2 separate regions of the Homo sapiens genome follow, and region 2 is linked to region 1. A link is an interaction called in ENCODE POLR2A ChIA-PET data of the cell type or tissue named here. Cell type or tissue: MCF 10A. All regions are shown on one strand. Links, peaks and the distances in the headings refer to the core of each region. The heading gives the core; the rest is flanking DNA.

What was found. ChIA-PET counts read pairs that join two places held together with the same protein. Peaks named below come from ENCODE experiments on the same cell type or tissue, not always from the same donor. Only the 100,000 strongest peaks of a DNase experiment are listed, where the experiment ranks them.
Region 2: POLR2A ChIA-PET joins it to region 1 with 5 read pairs; 3 of 35 experiments call an interaction of 5 or more read pairs at or near these places.

Annotation. Positions count from the first base shown.
Region 1 is chr13:52,456,426-52,464,560 of GRCh38, forward strand. It overlaps CKAP2 (cytoskeleton associated protein 2), which reads left to right. Exons shown (of 9, transcript NM_018204.5): 2 at 98-182; 3 at 4,474-4,549; 4 at 4,633-5,501; 5 at 5,938-6,142. Among named protein-coding and RNA genes, the nearest start is that of CKAP2, 5.0 kb to the left of the region's middle. In MCF 10A, for the core only: no CTCF peak of the experiment used is centred there; a DNase peak (open chromatin) is centred at 3,496.
Region 2 is chr13:52,924,683-52,929,454 of GRCh38, forward strand. No RefSeq gene overlaps it. Among named protein-coding and RNA genes, the nearest start is that of PCDH8, 78 kb to the left of the region's middle. RefSeq lists an enhancer at 801-1,301. In MCF 10A, for the core only: no CTCF peak of the experiment used is centred there; DNase peaks (open chromatin) are centred at 1,479 and 2,459.

The DNA of each region.
Region 1 (8,135 bases), core at 2,424-4,923:
CTTTGGAAGTAAACTCTTCATTTAGTCAACAAGATTTATTTGCCGTTATCGATGTTTTAACTAATATTGACTTGTAGCTCTTACCTTTGTTATCTAGAGCAAAGAAGACAAAAACTCAAGGAACATCTGTTGAGAAGAAAAACGCTTTTTGCATACAAGCAGGAAAATGAGATGTTATCCAGGTAAGGTCAAGTTTATTTCTTTTCACTTCTGTAAAATTGTATCAGATCTGTCCAATGAAAATGTAAAGTAAGCCATATCTGTAATTTTAAATTTTCTAGTAGCCACATTTAGAAAAACTGCTTACATATTATTTTACGTCTTTTTGTGGTACAACGTCTTTAAAATCTGGTGTCTATTTTACAGTTACAGGACATTTCCATTTGGTCTATCCACATTTCAAGCACTCAGTAGCCACATTGGCTAGTGGCTACTTTATTGGATGGTGCAGCATTAGATCATCGTTTTATTAATTTTTTTTTTTTTGAGACAGAGTCTCACTCTGTTGCCAGGTTGGAGTGCAGTAGCGTGATCTTGGCTCACTGCAGCCTCCACCTTCTGGGTTCAAGTGAATCTCCTGCCTCAGCTTCCCAAATACCTGGGACTGACTACAGGCAAGTGCCACCATTCCCTGCTAATTTTTGTATTTTAAACAGAGACCGGGTTTCACTATGTTGGCCGGGCTGGTCTTGGACTCCTGACCTTGAGATCCGCCCACCTCAGCCTCTGAAAGTGCTGTGATTACAAGGATGAGCCACCGCGCCCGGCCTAGATTATCGTTTTCTACGTAAATTAATTCACAGTCTAAGAGAAAAAAACAATTATAAAGCAAAGTATGTGCATAGACTAGATTATCAACTTACTGTTTACACCACACAAAGGTCAGTCTTTCTATTATTTAGCAAAGCTTTTTACTCAGTGTATGGGGGAGTTCATCAGGGAAGGGTTGGGTGGCCCTCCCAAATGCTTAGAGATTACTAGTTGTAGTCTCAACCCTCCACAGAAATATCTTTATTATTTTGTTAAAATATCTTAGATAGTACATAGCTGTAGCAAAAACAAAAACCCATGAAAGTAGATGAAGCAGAAAGGCAAAAGGTCCCCTCACTCTCTAGGGATAACCAGTAATAACATCCTTACAGGCTTAGGCTGGGTGCTGTGGCTTACACCTGTAATCCCAGCACTTTAGGAGGCTGAGGTGGGCAGATCACGAGGTCAGGAGATCAAGACCAGCCTGGCTAACACAGTGAAACCCCGTCTCTACTAAAAATACAAAAAATTAGCCAGGCATGGTGGTGGGTGCTTGTAATCCCAGCTACTGGGGAGGCTGAGGCAGGAGAATCGCTTGAACCTGGGAGATGGAGGTTGCAGTGAGCCGAGATCGTGCCATTGCACTCCAGCCTGGGTGACAGAGCGAGACTCCGTCTCAAAAAAAAAAAAAATTGTCTCAGGTAAACAAAATTGTATATACCACCCACACACATATTCAGAGAGTGGAAATGATAACGCAAATGGGATAAAAATTTTAACAATAGGTGGATCCTGGGTAAAGAGTGTACAGATATTCTTTGACCTGTTTATATTTTTGCAACTTTGTGTAAGTTTGGCATTCTAAAATTTTAAAAATAATTTCTAACTTTATATTAATAAGTTGCTTTAGTTTGGAATAAACAGTTTATCCTTCACAAATAAATCTTTTATTTCTTTGTTTAAGACAAAAAGGTGATCCTAGGTTTTTTATTTGAATAAGTAAATGAATGGTGATAACCGTATACTGAAATAGGAAGCCTGAAGGAGGAGCTGGGGAATTAGGAGTTCTGTTTTGACTATGTTTGAGGTACCAACCAGACATCCAAGCAGATATGCCAAATAATTGTGTGTCTGAAGTTCAGGGGAGGGGTTGGGGCTGGAAGCATAAACTCAGGAATTGATTAGTATACAGATGATATTTACTTAAAAACCTTAGGATGGAATGAAATTACTAGGGAATAAGTAGAGATAATATGGATTCAGACAGTGACTCTCAACCACTTATTTAAATAAAGAATCCAACAAGGTCAGGGGTTTATAATACTCTTAATAGGAAGAAAAGAAAATTCTAAAACGCTTCATGTGGCTTAAGTACTACATTTATTCCTTTCAGAAAACAGATGTTGGCTGGGTGCAGTGGCTCATGCCTGTAATCCCAGCACTTTGGGAGGCTGAGGCGGGTGTATCACTTGAGGTCAAGAGTTCTAGACCAGCCTGGCCAACATGGTGAAACCCCGTCTCTACTAAAAATATAAAAATTAGCCGGGTGTGGTGTCAGGCGCCTGTAATTCCGGGGAGGGCCGAGGCAGAAGAATCGCTTGAACCTGGGAGGCGGAGGTTGCAGTGAGCCAAGATCAGGCCATCGCACTCCAGCCTGGGTGACAAGAGCGAGACTTTGTCTCAAAAAAAAAAAAAAGGAAAACAGATGTCAATTTAAATGTTATCACCTCAGCAGTGAATCATTAAATAAGACAACCAACCTGTGTTGCAGCTTTTCAGAATTAAACAGTTATATTTTACAATCTCTAAAGTATAGATATCCTAAGACTCATTTCCGATAACCCTTCTGAGGGCAGTTTTATAATAAGACAGAATAGGATTAAGTCTCCCCACTGGACAGGTGAGTAAGATGGGTTCTTCTTGTCATCCTGAGTTTTGTTTTGTTAGCTGGCAGTTAGCTACTAAGATACCCTGTTAAGTGGCACATTTTGATCTTCCTTCACCATTGTTCAAAATGTATAGTACAGGTTGTGTCAAAGTTCTGTTCCTTCTCCAAGCTGACAGAACAAATAGATATGAAAGGCAATGTAAGCAAAATTATTAACTACTAAATTATGTCAAATGTAAAATATATATATATATATTTTGTTTTGTTTTGTTTTTTTGAGACGGAGCCTTGCTCTGTCGCCTAGGCTATAGTGCAGTGGCGCGATCTCAGCTCACTGCAACCTCTGCCTCGTGGGTTCAAGCGATTCTCCTGCCTCAGCCTCCAGGGTAGCTGGGATTACAAGCATTTGCCACCATGCCTGGCCAATATTTTTGATTTTAGTAGAGACAGGGTTTCGCCGTGTTGGCCAGGCTGGTCTCAAACTCCTGACCTGAGGTGATCTGCCCACCTTCTCTACCCAGAGTGCTAGGATTACAGGTGTGACCCACTGTTCCTGGCCTCATTTTTTTTTTCAGAGAATGAGAGATCACGCATTTTAATGTGATCTCTGAACTTAGGATCTGTCTTAAAATCAATGGCATGTCTAATTGACCGTATTTTTTCCTATCGTTATAGTACACAAAATTGTTAAAATCACTTGCTAAGAGATGCTCACAGTCTGCCTTAGCCAGTTTATAGCTGTAAAAATAAGTTAAGTCAGTTTCTTGAGGAGGGATTTTCTTTGCAATACCGCCTAGAAACTAACGTTCTTTTTTTTGAGAGATGATCTCATTCTGTGTCACTCAGCCTCTAGTGCAGTGACGGGATCTTGGCCCACTGCCTCAACTCCCAGGCTCAAGCAGTCCTCCACCCCAGCCTCCCAAGTAGCTGGGACTATGGCACCCACCACCACACCCAACTAATTTTTTATTTTTTTGTAGAGATGGGGTTTTGCCGTGTTGCCCAGGCTGCTCTCGAACTCCTGAGCTCAAGTAATCCCCCCACCTCGGCCTCCCAAAGTGCTGCTATTACAGGCATGAGCCACCACAACCAGCAGTGCATATTCTTAATGTATCCTAATATAAATTAAGCTGTGAATGGCATATGGTAATTTTTGGATCACTTCTGGGAGGGCTCTTTAATAAAAGTATTTTCAATGTAGTACATCTGTTACTAAGTACTTAAAACTAACCCAAGGAGGTATTACTTACTAAAGGTTATTTGAAGACTTGTTTGAATGACTTGAGAATGATTTGAAATAAGATTATTAAGTATTTACAAATTCTATGGGCAGAGAGTGTTAGGACTTTTAGAAAATATCTTTAAATTCCTCAGCCATTTGTTTACACTATTTTTTTTTGAGACAGAGTCTCTCTCTGTCACCCAGGCTGGAGTGCAGTGGCTCGATCTTGGCTCACTGCGAACTCCGCCTCCCGGGTTCATGCCATTCTCCTTCCTCAGCCTCCCTAGTAGCTGGGACTACAGGACTACAAGCGCCCGCCACCATGCCCGGCTAATTTTTTGTATTTTTAGTAGAGACGGGGTTTCACTGTGTTAGTCAGGATGGTCTCGATCTCCTGACCTCGTGATCTGCCCACCTCGGCCTCCCAAAGTGCTGGGATTACAGGCATGAGCCACCGCGCCTGGCCGCTTAGGACAAATTTCAACTCAGGTCTTTTTTAAATTTAAAATTAGTAAGTCAGTTAATTGTTAACATTGCCCTCTTCTTCCTCCCCAAAAGGAAGCCTCCTTGGTACAGGATTGATTGATCATTTTGTTTGTTTGTTTTTAAGTAGTAGAGATCAGAGAGTTGTGACATCTGAGGACCAAGTTCAAGAAGGGACTAAAGTGCTGAAACTTAAAACAAAAATGGTAAGATGTGGACATAGCACTCTTAAACTGTCCCCTTTTCCATTTTGCCTTTCCTAAACACTTTTCTTAAATAATTCTTTCAGGCTGATAAAGAAAACATGAAGAGACCTGCAGAGAGCAAAAATAATACAGTGGTGGGGAAACATTGTATTCCTTTAAAACCTTCAAATGAACTAACCAATTCAACTGTAGTAATTGACACACATAAACCTAAGGATAGTAATCAAACTCCGCATTTGTTACTAACTGAAGATGATCCCCAAAGTCAACATATGACATTAAGCCAGGCATTTCACCTTAAAAACAATAGTAAAAAGAAACAAATGACTACAGAAAAACAAAAGCAAGATGCTAACATGCCCAAGAAACCTGTGCTTGGATCTTATCGTGGCCAGATTGTTCAGTCTAAGATTAATTCATTTAGAAAACCTCTACAAGTCAAAGATGAGAGTTCTGCAGCAACAAAGAAACTTTCAGCCACTATACCTAAAGCCACAAAACCTCAGCCTGTAAACACCAGCAGTGTAACAGTGAAAAGTAATAGATCCTCCAATATGACTGCCACTACTAAATTTGTGAGCACTACATCTCAGAACACACAACTTGTGCGACCTCCTATTAGAAGTCATCACAGTAATACCCGGGACACTGTGAAACAAGGCATCAGTAGAACTTCTGCCAATGTTACAATCCGGAAAGGGCCTCATGAAAAAGAACTATTACAATCAAAAACAGCTTTATCTAGTGTCAAAACCAGTTCTTCTCAAGGTATAATAAGAAATAAGACTCTATCAAGATCCATAGCATCTGAAGTTATAGCCAGGCCTGCTTCATTGTCTAATGATAAACTGATGGAAAAGTCAGAGCCCGTTGACCAGCGAAGACATACTGCAGGAAAAGCAATTGTTGATAGTAGATCAGCTCAGCCCAAAGAAACCTCGGAAGAGAGAAAGTAAGTAGATATAATTTTCTTTATTACATTAGTTTTCAATAAAGTACTGTTTGTAGATTTGGATTATAATTTCCTTGACTGCATTAGAATTTTCTTTCATGGTTTCTCTTCTGTCATATGCAGGCAAATTTATATTGTGGAACAATATGACCTAAAAGTTTTTGTGTTTGAGTATGTTTTATAAGGTTGCTTTTTAAAATCTAAGGTAAATGCTTAATAATAATTGGGAAATACTTTATAATCTCAAATCAAAAAATGCATTCATGGAATCATTGAGCATAATTGACGTTGATATGTTTAATATTTCTTCAAGCTTGTGAACTATATATGCCATTAAAGTAAGATTACTTAAAAATATGATTTTTTCTTTTAACTTTATTTGACAGAGTTCTGTCAGCAATTTCAAAGTAACGTTTATATCTGCTTCTAACTATAGAGCTCGTCTGAGTGAGTGGAAAGCTGGCAAAGGAAGAGTGCTAAAAAGGCCCCCTAATTCAGTAGTTACTCAGCATGAGCCTGCAGGACAAAATGAAAAACCAGTTGGGTCTTTTTGGACTACCATGGCAGAAGAAGATGAACAAAGATTATTTACTGAAAAAGTAAACAACACATTTTCTGAATGCCTGAACTTGATTAATGAGGTAGAGTCTTTATATTTGCTTAGCATTTTATAGTTTGCAAATTACCTTCATAAGCATTATTTCATTAAATTATATTGTCAGTCTTTTTGACCAGGTGATGTTGGTGATACTATGTTGACTTAACATTAACTGTGAGGTTATTTTAACAATTATTTAATTGCGAGATACACTGCTTCATTCATTAATTGTGAGCTTATTAGCCTTTAACTGACTACATTTTGCATTGAGTTCATATAAATATACAGGTTGAGTATCCCTTATCCAAAATGCTTGGGACCAGAAGTAATTGAAGATGTTTTTTGTTGGATTTTGGAATATTTGCATATACATAATGAGTTATCTTGGGGATGAGATCCACAAAGTTCATTTACGTTTTGTTTGTTTGTTTGCTTTTGAGACAGTCACTCTCACCCAAGCTGGAGTGCAGTGGTGTGATCTCAGCTCACTGTAACCTCTGCCTCCTGGGTTGAAGCCCTTCTCCTGCCTCAGCCTCCAGAGTAGCTGGGATTACAAGTGTGCACCACACGCCTGGCTAATTTTTTGTATTTTTAGTAGAGACAGGGTTTCACCATGTTGGTCAGGCTGGTCTCAAACTCCTGACCTCATGTGATCCACCCACCTCGGCCTCCCAAAGTGCTGGGATTACAGGTGTGAGCCACTGCGCTCGGCCTCATTCATGTTTTATATACAGCTTATACACGTAGCCTAAAGATAGAATACTTTTTATAGTTTTGTGCATGAAGCAAAGTTTGTATACATTGAACCATTAGAAAGCAAAGGTGTCACTTTGTCAGCCACCCATGGGACAGTCTGGTTGTTTGGCAACACCATCATTCCTCACTCTGAATTTCCATGCTACCAATAAGCAATTATTCTCTTACATTTATTCACACATAATTAATTAACAGTTTAAAAAAAGACACATTAATACAGTGAAAAATATGTTCAGAGTAATTAAGCAGCACAGTAGCATCATCAGAACGCCTGTATCAGCTGTTAGACAATAGCAACAACAAACAGCAGCACGTTTTCAATCTCCATCTATGATGTTGTGTTTAATTAAGAGGTATTTTACACCGTGTTTTATTTTTTTAGGTGAGAAGAAACACCAGAAGCAGTTGAGGGACCAGGAAGTGGGTTCTCTAGGGATAAGGAGGCATTCTGCTGGGTGGCTTTTTAAGATATTTACTTCAGAGTCATCTGCCTCATTAGCAATGGTTTTTGTCTTAGAAGTTTCTCTTTGATTTTATAAAGGGACATGATTTCTTTTTCTGTTCTGGATAAATGCTGCTCTAGTTCTTCAGTAAGCCTGTTGCATACTTTCACCTTGTCGCCTGTAGGTACATTTTCTGCAGTGTTAATGATGGTCATCTGCATTGTGATGTTGATACTCAAAAGTTTTGGATTTCAGATTTTGGATTTTCAGATTAGGGATACTCAACCTGTATCAAAGGGATAATTGGGTTTTTTTACTGAATTACAAATATTTGATTTCTCTGAGCTAATTAATATGTAATACACTGAGGTGATATTTACTTACTGCTTCTAATATTTTGTTTCTTACATCTATTCATTATATTTACACATTATTTTTTACGTTCATTACACATTTTACCAAAGACTAGCAACACAAATACTGTGTGAGTCATTATTATCACAGATTAAGTTACCTAAAATACTCAAAAAAAAAATCCCATTCATCTGGTCAGGTGGGGTGGCTCACGCCTGTAATCCCAGCACTTTGGGAGGCCAAGGCGGGCGGATCACCCAAGGTCAGGAGTTTGAGACCAGCCTGGCCAACATGGTAAAACTCTGTCTCTACTAAAAATACAAAAATTAGCTGGGCATGGAGGCGGGTGCCTGTAATCTCAGCTACTCAGAAGGCTGAGGCTGGAGAATCGCTTGAACCTGGGAGGCAGAGGTTGCAGTGAGCCGAGATTGTGCCGTTGCACTCCAGCCTGGGCAACAAGAGCAAAACTCCGTCTCAAAAAAA
Region 2 (4,772 bases), core at 1-2,500, 470 kb after region 1:
CCACCTGGCTCCTCTGAGGGTGGAACTCAGACCGGGTGCTCTGGCTTTCCTACAAACAGCTCAGGCTGATTGTAATTCCAGTTACTGAAATCTAGAGGAGCAAATTCCCAGGCAGCAGGAATACAGTGGTGCAGGCATGAAACTGGGAGGAGAGGCAAAAGCTGGAAGGCAAACCTTTGGGAGCAGTGGGATTCAGAGATTAGGAAAGTGAAATGGATTCACACTGATTCTAAAAGCATTTGCTTAGGGAAGTCAGTGTGGGCCTACCAGTGCCTGGCCGCACCCAGCTAACATTGCAGCCCTCTCCACATTTCCTCTCCATCTTCTCTGCTTTATCTTTCTCTTCAGCAGTCATTACTATCCTGCATGCTATCCATTTCGCTTATTTATCTTAGTTATCTTATGCCTGCTTTGTGTACTGCAGTTTCCCAGCACCCAAGCAGCTCCTGGCTCGTCAGAGGAACTCAGTGCCTATTGAGTGAATGAATGAATGGATAATTCACAGACACATGGGAAAGTTTTGCTTTTAGAAGAGCCTCACCACACTCATCACTCCCGGACCTGGTTTCTCTCTTCACTCTCAGAGGAAGAAGGATCCAGAGAGAGAGAGGAGCAGAGAGCCCAGGTGAAAGCACTTCACCCTCTGTGGGGAGCAAGGAAAGTGAGGCCATCAGAGGGAGGTACGGATGGGAACAGCTGCAGCCTGGCAGCTGTGTTTCCTCATTCCTGAGGCCTTCATTCCTCTATCCTGGGAGCTGTGCCCAGCGTCACAGGGGCTGCCCTGCAGCTTCCTTTTCAAGTCCTCCTGGATGCCATGAGGCTTTCTTTGTAGCCCTGTCCAAAGATGGCAGCCCCATTAGCCAGTTGTCTTGTGCCAGCCTTGGGGATCCTCCCTTGAACTCATTATGGGCCAGATTCCAGTGATCCTCAAACCAGACATCTTTGGCCTCTGTGTGAGACAGGCTCCTCTTAAATGTTCACAATCACGCTTGATCTGATGTTTCTGGAATTGTACACGTTCTTGTCTCATTAAGAAAAAAAAAGACCTCCAACCACCTCTGAGCACATACAGCCACATCTTTATTAAAACATCACCACCACCAGGTCAACAGGGGTGGTAGGAGTGGGATGGGGAGAGGCCATATGGAACCAGTCAGGTAAGTGGTGACAACCCTGCCTCGGGCCTCTGCAGCCTTGCAGCTGGCAGCTTTGGAGACCGGCATTATGTTTCACGTCACTCAAGGCAGGTGAGCCGAAGCCACGTCTCGCTGGCTGCCTCTGCAGCTGCTTCTCCAATCAGGTGGTCCTGCCCGCCTCGGCTTGGCGGCTCAGGGTCTTGAAAAGCGGGTGACAGGGGCAATAATCTGCACTTGGCAAAGCAAACCCGAACACATTCTGAAAGGCACAGCTGGACCAGGCTCAGCAGCTTGATTCATTAGGCAGTAATCTCAAGGCTGTCAGCCTAGGCCACAAGGGCATGTCCAGGCAGGGGAGCTGTGTTTTCAACAATTCAATCCATTTCCACAAATATTATTGAGCCAATGTTACGCAAGAGGCCTGGCGAGTGGCAGCAGAGGAAACAAAGATGAGAAAGGGACAGTTTCTGCTTCAAGGACCTTAAATTCTAGCTTCTCTGAGAACCACAGGAGAGAGAAGACCAAGGGTGGCTAGGGTTCAGAGTTGGACGAGAGAACAGACAGTTGAAAACTCAGGACAAATGTCACAGAGGAGGAGTCCTGCATAGAATTTCTTCTTCCCTCGTTTCCTCCATCCTTCCCTGTGGTAGACGGAATAATGCACCCCCATGCCCCGCCTTGCCAAGATGTTCACGTCATAATCCCCAGAAGTTAAATATATTACCCTATATGGCAAAGAATCTTTGCAGATGTTATTAAGTGAAGGATCCTGAAATGGACAGAATTATGCTGAATTACCCAGGTGGGCCCTAAATGTAATCACAAGTGTCCTTGTCAGAGGGAAGTTGGGTGCGGTGGCTCACACTTGTAATCCCAGCACTTTGGGAGGCCAAGGTGGGTGGATCACTTGAGGCCAGAAGTTTGAGACCACCCTGGGCAACATGGCAAAACTCTGTCTCTACCAAATATACAAAAATTATCCGGGCCTCTAGTCCCAGCTACTTAGGGACTGAGGCAGGAGAATCGCTTGAGCCGGGGAGGTAAAGGCTACAGTGAGCCATGATCATGCCACTGCACTTCAGTCTGGGCAACAGAACAAGACCCTGTGTCAAAAATAAATAAATAAATAACTAAAAGAGAGAAGCTGGAGAGGTCAGAGTTAGAGAGAGGTTTGGGGGTTTGAAGGTGCTGCACTGCTGGCTTTGAAGATGGAGGATGGGGCCGTGAGCCAGGGATTAGAAGCAGATTTTAGAAGCTGGAAAAGGTAAGAAAATGGATTATTCCCTTGGAGCCTCCAGAAAGAACTGGAGGAATTCCCCTCCTGCTGACTCATTTCAGACCTGTGATTTCTAGAACTATAAGGTGATACATTTATATCTCTAAGCTGCCAAGTTTGTGGTAATTTGCTATAGCAGCAATGGGAAACAAATGTACTTACTTCCCGCTTTCTGTCCTTTTTCCCTCCTTCCATTCATGTCCCCTTTCCTTCCTTCCTCCTTTTCTTCCTCCTTCCCTCTCCTTTTATCCTCTCTTCCCTCCCTTCTTTTCCTCTCCTCTCCTGTCCTCTTCTTTGAATCTATGTATGCAAACAATATAGGTGGGCTTGTTTTTACTAAAACAATATAATATTACACATATTATTCTGCAGTGTGGACAGGATTATTTTAGGTAGGGCAATGGGTGGAGAAGATCATTCCAGGTGCACAGGTGCCTGAGCAGAGACACACAGATGCGAGAATGTTCAGAAGAGAGTAAATAGAGCAGTTTGATGAGAGGGAGAGGGAGAAGAAGGAGAAGGAGGGGAAAAAGAAAGAGGAGCTCCTTAGGCTACTGAGGACAGAGGAGAGTCAGGATGCCGTGGAGTGAAAGATAGGCAAGAACACAGTGGCAGCTTGTGCTGAGAGGATGGCAGGGAAAGGATGGCTTTGCAGACAAACATGAGGGTGTCATTTCTTTTTTCTTGTTTTTTGAGATGGAGTTTCACTCTTTTTGCCCAGGCTGGCATGCAATGGTGTGATCTTGGCTCACTGCAACCTCTGCCTCCCAGGTTTAAGTGATTCTCCTGCCTCAGCCTCCCAAGTATCTGGGATTACAGGCAGGCACCACTATGCCAGTCTAATTTTGTATTTTTAGTAAAGAAGGGGTTTCGCCATGTTGGTCAGGCTGGTCTCAAACTCCTGACCTCAGGTGATCTGTGAGACTGTCATTTCTTGAACTATAGATTGGGAGGGGTGGGGTGAAGAGGAAGTCAGCATGGCTTTGAGATTTTGAGCACTGGGTACCTGGGATTGGTGGAGCTAGACTCTTGGGTATCATGCCTGACTTCTGTTTGTCACTGCCAACGAACAATCAATCAACAGGATACTGTCAATAAATTCTGCCTAATTATGCTCTCAGAGTTCCTCCTAATCATCTCTTCATACTTATTCTTTAGAACTTGATTCAGGCATCCTATCTTCTGAGAAAACTTCCAGATTCCCTCCTCCTCAGTCTGGGTGAGGTTTCTCACTTAAGTGCCTCTCTTCAATGCACTCATAATATCTTGTGTCTCTCCGCATTTTCACATTTTCTTAGAATTGCCTGATTATAAGTCTGTCTCCTCCACTAGATTATGAAGGCCTTGAGGGCAAGGATTGGATCTTATTAATCTTTGTATTTTCAGTGCTTTGCCCACTGCCTGGCATCTGTTTCGCACAAATCTCTGCTGAAGGGAAGCCTGGATGTTGAACATGCTGTTGAACATGTTTTGAACGTGTTTGACTAGAACATCTTGATGGGAATGTCCACGAGTCAGCTAGAAATGTAGGTCTGGGGCTCTGGGAAGATGTCAGAGATGCAGAGGCAGACTGTGAGTCGTCTGCAAAGAGGTGAAGCAATGAACCTGGCTAGAGAAGAAGACTGAGGGTAGGACCTTGGGGAGTCCTCAGATTTAGAGAGTGAGAAAGAGACACTGGTGAAAGCAACCAAGAAGGAGCATTCAGAAACGTGGGGAACACCCAGGCTGCTAAAATGGCAGACAAACCAAGAACGTTTGAAGAAGACAGGATGGTCAGCAGGGTCAAAGGCTGCCTGGAAGTCAGAGGGATGAGTGAGGAAAGGTCTTTCCTATGGCATTTGGGAGATGGTTCCTGAGCCGTGTGAGATGAGGCAGGTGGACAGGCAATAAGGGATAAAAGGAGATTGAGTGGGGAGGCGGTGGAAGCACCAGTACCTCTTTCGACGTATGTGGAAGGGAAGGAAAGGAGGGATATGAAAACAGGACCTGAGCAAGTAGCAGAGCGACATAAATCTGATTGAAAGGATGTGAGGGGGCTTAATGTGGAAATGACTGAGCATGGACTACAGGCTGGGCTGGAGTCAGGATGAGAATGAGAGATGAAAAAAGCAGAGAGGGCTGGCACCTGGAGTTCATGAGAGGTCACAGCAGGTCTCCGTGGCATGGGACATATCTCCCTTAGTGCACTCCTCCCCAGCCTTACAGAGCAGCATCCATCTACACCAATGCAACCTCATTCCTTCTGATGGGTTTGGAAGGAAAAAGAATGCTTGCTAGAAAATGTCTGTGGGCCCTTTGTTTCCAAAAGAGCCTCATAACCCCTGTTCCCTGATGGACTTCAGGTCTTAGGGACCTGAAGA